Regions from separate parts of the Mus musculus genome. Here region 2 is linked to region 1. Evidence: chromatin loops called from intact Hi-C (ENCODE). Cell type or tissue: left cerebral cortex. All regions are shown on one strand. Each heading gives the region's core, and the rest is flanking DNA. Links, peaks and the distances in the headings are about the cores only. Region 1 has its middle 16 kb from the start of Cyp11a1. Region 2 has its middle 4.4 kb from the start of Sema7a.

The links. Peaks named below come from ENCODE experiments on the same cell type or tissue, not always from the same donor. Only the 100,000 strongest peaks of a DNase experiment are listed, where the experiment ranks them.
Region 2: a loop joins it to region 1, with 7 times the contacts of the local background. A loop is called at or near these places in 39 of 42 quality-filtered maps.

What each region holds. Positions count from the first base shown.
Region 1 is chr9:57,997,002-57,999,913 of GRCm38, reverse strand. It overlaps a transcript of Cyp11a1 not described here. Among named protein-coding and RNA genes, the nearest start is that of Cyp11a1, 16 kb to the left of the region's middle. In left cerebral cortex, for the core only: a CTCF peak has its summit at 1,354 (motif pointing right); DNase peaks (open chromatin) are centred at 529, 1,043, 1,371, 1,862 and 1 more place; H3K4me3 peaks cover 1,475 bases; H3K27ac peaks cover 1,190 bases.
Region 2 is chr9:57,934,234-57,937,145 of GRCm38, reverse strand. No RefSeq gene overlaps it. Among named protein-coding and RNA genes, the nearest start is that of Sema7a, 4.4 kb to the left of the region's middle. In left cerebral cortex, for the core only: a CTCF peak has its summit at 1,273 (motif pointing left); a DNase peak (open chromatin) is centred at 1,265.

The DNA of each region.
Region 1 (2,912 bases), core at 163-2,662:
ACAGCCCACTGCCGCCAGGGTGCAGAGAGGACACTCTGCCTGTACCTCTGGGTCCCTGCCAGCACCACCCTGTGTCCCTCACAACAGCTCTCCCTCCCCTTTCCACCCCAGACACTGGTGCCCAGCACCCCTGTAAGCCTGGGCACTGGGGCTCTAGACCACTTCCCTCCCCATCAAGGTGTGAGATAAAAGACGAAAATTTGCTCCACAGTTGGTTGTTGTTGTTTTTTAAAGAATAGCTATATTTTTTCTTTTGAAACCACACAGCTAGAAGGAGCAGTTTTGTAATTGAGACTTCTCAAAGAGAGAGAAACCCAGCCCACACATTCTTCCAAATGCAATGAAGCTTTTATGGATACTAAACTTAGAAAGTAACGAGGTTAATAAAATGTTACCATTTGATGTTTTATGAAGAATTTATTGCTTTTCACAGGGCAGGGTTCTCATTTTAGGTCCAAACATTTTCCCCCAACTATCATGCTCACTGAGAATGCCCAGTAGTGAGCTCCACAGTGAGCAGACTCAGAGCCCTGTGAGTGCCCCCCACACACACCACACCCCTACACACACACACACACACACACACACACACCTAGAACTGTGGTGGCAGAGGATTTGGCAAGTCAAAACAGAGACCCAGAAGCAATATCATGTCACTTCCTATGACAGAGTAATACTTTTTAAAAAATGTGTTGTGTGTGTGCTTGCCATAAATGAAGGGGTGGCCAAGGACACCAGAAGAGGCCATTGGATCCCCTTAAACTTAATTACAAACAACTGTGAGTCACCCATGTGGGTGCTGGAGTCAACACTCGTCCCCTGGAAGACCAACAAGCACTCTTCACTAATAGGCCATCTCTCCCTCCCCTGACAGGGTCCCTCTTTACTGCAACCAGTGACTTAATCTACCAAGGGCACAGAACCAAAAAGAAGTGACTCTCAGGACTGGCAAGGCCATTTCTATCCTCCTGAGAAGAGTGGATAGGAGAGAGCCACATGTCCTGGTTTCCATGGTGAACAGGGGGAAGTTGCTGGCACCTTTTCTGGGACTTCAGGTTCTACTTTCCAAGTGGGTGGCATTGGTGTGAGCTGACGGGAGAGGCTTCTGAGTGGTTTAAGGACAGCGCTCTGAAGGGGGCTTTGAAAGGCAGATACTGGACACAGAGGCAAGCAGCCAGCTACTCTTAAGATACAGATGGAAGAATGGAGCTGAGTCAACCTTCAGCCATGCCTGTAGCAAGGACTGAGTCAGGAAAAAAAAAAAAAAAAAAAAAGACTCCTGTCTTCTAAGTATCCAGGTAGCCATTACCTGCCTCATTCACCTTACCACGATCTGCTGAAATTTAATTTCTTACCACTAGGTGGAGCCAATGTCCACCATAACATTGGGCCCCGAAGCTCTGAAGCTGAGGTCTAAAAGAGGTCGGTCGGTTCGGGAGGCAGAGGACTAAGGGAACTAAGGACTAAGGCTTCTTCCGAGATCTTTTCAAGGACCAGAAAAGGGCATGGGACAAAAATCTCTGTCCCCGAGCGCACTTTTTAAAAAGCTAAATGGACTCAATGCTGACCCTAGCAGTCGCAAACCCCCCACTTACCAGATGTCTGAGGCCATGAGAGAGGGTTCAGGAGTGCTGGGGTCAGTGGCTCTCAGCTCCTGCGCATAGAGAGAGCACGCATGAAGAAGTGTCACCTCCAGAAAGGGCGATCCTGTAACCGGAAGTTGGGGGGTACCCGCCAGACTTCAAAGTATATATTTGCACAAGCTCTCCGGGGGCTGTCGCCTTCAGCACTGCCCGAGGCGGGCTAGGTTAGTATTCGGCTTTGCAGAGCAATTGCTGCTGAGCGGTGCTCTATACAGACCACAGAGACAGGTGGAAGGGGGCGGAGCTCGGGGCTCAGCTGCTCCCTCATTGGATGTAGGGGTTGCTGGGGTACTGACGAGGGAGGGTTAGCTGAGGATGAGGGGCTGGGGCCTGAATAGGCTGAGAGGTGTGGGATTTGAAAGGACTGTGTGAGGAAGCTGTAGAAACCTGGTGCAGGTGTGATGGGTTCCTTCGCTGGCATCTAGGGTGGCCATTAGCCATGTTGTCCTCAGGCACACGAGCACATGGCCCCGGGTGTACTAGAAGAGTCAAGCTCCATGCTCCTTCAGGCAAAGTGTGCATGCTTCTGTACCTTACCTCTCCCAAAACAGAACTCCGGTTCCCTAGTGTGGGGGCGGCGGTGTGATAAAGTCAAGTACTGGGCGGCTCCTCCCCTAGCTCTTGCTGGCTTCCCGCCAGAGGAACAAAGGAGATGTCCAGCCTTCTTCCAATTTAGCCATACCTTCCTCTACCCTCATCTCCCCGCCCCCCTTTTGTTGTTGTTGTTGTTTTTCGAGACAGGGTTTCTCTGTATAGCCCTGGCTGTCCTGGAACTCATTTGTAGACCAGGCTGGCCTCGAACTCAGAAATCCACCTGCCTCTGCCTCCCTAGTGCTGGGATTAAAGGCGTGCGCCACCACGCCCGGCTCCCTCATCTCTCCCTTAAAGCAGCTTTTCTTCAGGGACAGTTTTGCAGGCCGGGCAGCCAGTAGACGGTCCCTCATCTTTTGTGATGGTCCTTTCTTTCTCATCTGGCTGTAGTGAGTTCATTACTAATCCATAGTTACTCACTGAGCGCCTGGCATGTACAGGTTCTGAGCCAGGCACCAGAGGAAAATCTGTGCTGTGGATGATCATACCCCTGAAGGCCTTGCCCCTTTACCTGAGGGGATATAGAAATTAAGCCAGAACTGGACTGGAAGCTTCCTTCCTGCTGACTAGCCTTCCCTGTGCCAGAAGGAGTTACCCAGGCTGCTGAGGGAGAATTGTCATCACTAATGTTACTTAGCTATGGCCCCTAAGTGGGACAGTCCTGACCAGCCAGGCAAG
Region 2 (2,912 bases), core at 277-2,776, 63 kb after region 1:
TGCAGGCATGACCTACCCCAACAAGAGGCCCAAGGTGAGGAGATACAACATACACACAGGTTGACCATCATACTAATTTTCATAGATATAATAATCTAAGAATCTAACTTCTCAGGGTTATTAATAGCTCTAGTCGTTTGTGTCGCCTCCTCATGTAGGATTCCATCCCTGCCATTAAGTCTCCACCCAGGCCTGCCTCTAACAACAGGAACGATTTACTCATCTTCATGTCCCCTAATTGTCAGAGGCACACAGACCAAGCAGGTCATGGGTGGAATGCTGTTTACAGGACAGCTGCTACTCAGCTCAGGACCATGGAGGCCACAGAAAAGGCAGCAGATAGACCGTCTGGCTTTTCAAGTGAAGTTGAAAGTTAAGTCTTTGCTCAAACTCTCCGGTTTAAAGAGATCATCATCAAATAAAAGCATCACCAAATGATCCAAAAAAGTTAACACGGATGCATGATGCCAGGTGTTAGGAGCTAGAGAGATAGCTTAATGGTTAAGAGCACTGGTTGCTCTTCCAGAGGACCCACATTCTATTCCCAGTACTCACATGCTAGCATTCAACTGGCTATAACTCCAGTTCCAGGGGCTGATGGCAGTGTATACATATGGTGCAGAGACATGTGAACAGGTAAAACACCCATATACACAGAATAATAAATAAATACATACATAAATAAATACATAAATAAATAAATAAATAAAGTTTTAAGAAACAAAACAGTTTTTAGGCCACATCTGGACCACTCTGCACACCATGCCTGTCCGTCTCACAAGCATGGCACAGTAGCTTTAGTTACCATTGTTGCTGGCCACATGCCTAGGTGTGCCTGGGTAGGAGTGAGTGCAGAGCTCTTTAGGCTCTACAGATCCCAGTACCACATCTCACCACACCACACATCTCCAAACCCTCACCAGCTTGTTCTCAAGCTCCTGCTTTCTCTCCCTAAGCCGGATCAGAGTCTACCAGCTACCAACTCTGATTGAAAGACTTGAAAAACACACATTACTTAGCCCCTCTGGTCTGCACTGCCCAGTGCCAGCCTATACCTGTATCTGTCGCAAACATACATTTTCATTTGATCTCTACCCTAAATTGTTAAAAACTCAATGAGATCAAAATGTGAAAATCCAGAGAGGAATATTTAGTGAGGACAGGCAGAGAAGAGCTAGACTTTTTCACCTTCCGTTAAGGCGGTCAGCTCAAGTATGACTGGGTGAGACAGTTTAGCACTCTTAGATGGCACTGGGCTTGTGGTAGGAGCGCCACCTGGTGTCTGCAAGTCTTAGGGACAGGACAGAAACTCCCAAACCTTTGCAGAGAAATCTCCTCCCTCCAGCCCATTCCCAGGCCACAGACCCATCTCTGAGCTTCCATTCTTGCTCTCCAGGGCCTGGATCAGATACAATCACATGAAATCACATGTGACCCATCAGTTGTAACAAAATCTCCTGACTAGATGGATCTGGAAAGTTCCTATCTCAGCTTGGCAGCTAAGTTATTTGGCAGTGCCCTGTCCCAGGCCAACTCTGATTCTTTTTTTCTTTCCTTTCCTTCTTCCTTCCTTTCTTTCCTCCTCCTCCTCCCTCCTTCTCCCTTCTGCTCCTCTTCCTCTCCCTCCTCCTTTTCCTTATCCTTCTTCTCCTTCTTCCTTCTTTTCCTTATCCTTCTCTTCCTCTTCCACTTCCTCCTTCTCCTCCCCTTCCTCCTCTTCTTTTTCTTCTTGACAGGGTCTTACTCTCTTGTAGTCCAGGTTGGTCTCAAACTTACACCAATCCTCCTGCTTCAGCCTCTTGAGTATTGAGATCATAGGTGTAAGCCACCATGGTTTCTTTGTTCACAAGTGAGAAAGAAGAGCTGACGCAGTTGTTTACCTAACCAGCTCCTTTCTGGCCTGGAGTAAAGCATGGTACCTTCGGCATTTTTTTTTTTTTGCTTGGACCCTGGACGACATGCACTCTTACTATGCTTTACATAGGGTAGGCCCGGACCCTCCCAGCTGATATGATCCTTGGGCTTGCTAGGACCCTAGCAATGAGAAGACCACATATAGGCCAGTGCTCCAAAAAATCACTCACCTTTTCTCATGGATGTAAGAACTCACAAATTGCACTTCTTGGGACCAAAAGCATTATTCAAAAGGCATGCATACAGTCCAACTTAGGAGCCTCTTAACACAGCCCTCGTGGCCTCAGACAGCCTCTAAGTACATGCCTCTGATGACAATGTACTCCATCATGGAGGACCTCTGCCCATCTTCTTAGCTCTGCACAAAGGTTTCTTCCTCTGGAAGACTGCCAAATAGTGGTCTAAAGCTACACAATTCTGTCTATTCACTTTATAGAATACAGCCCCTTCATAAATTTAGGTCAAATTCTTTGAAATCTTGTGTGTGTGTGTGTGTGTGTGTGTGTGTGTGTGTGTGTGTGTGTGTGTGTGTCTGTGTGTGTCTGTGTGTGTGTGTGTGTGTCTGTGTGTACACAGATGCCTTCAGAGGCCAGAGGTGTCAGATTCCCTGGAGCTGCTGTTACAGGTAGTTGTGAATTGAATACTTAATAAGTAACCACTGAACAACCTCTTCAACTCCAAATTTGAGGGGATTTGTTTTAGATGGCCTCTTTTTTGAAGCCAGAATACATTTGTTTATTTATTCATTCATTCATTCATTCATTCATTCATTCATTCATTTAACGTGTGTGAGTACACTGTATTTATCTTCAGACACATCAGAGGAGGACACCGGATCCTATTACAGATGGTTGTGAGCCACCATGTGGTTGCTGGGAATTGAACTCAGGACCTCTGAAGAGCAGTCAGTGCTCTGAACCACTGAGCCATCTCTCCAGCCCCTTAGCAATTGGATTTTTGGTTTCTCAATGAAAGGCTTATTCTAGTCCTCCACCTTG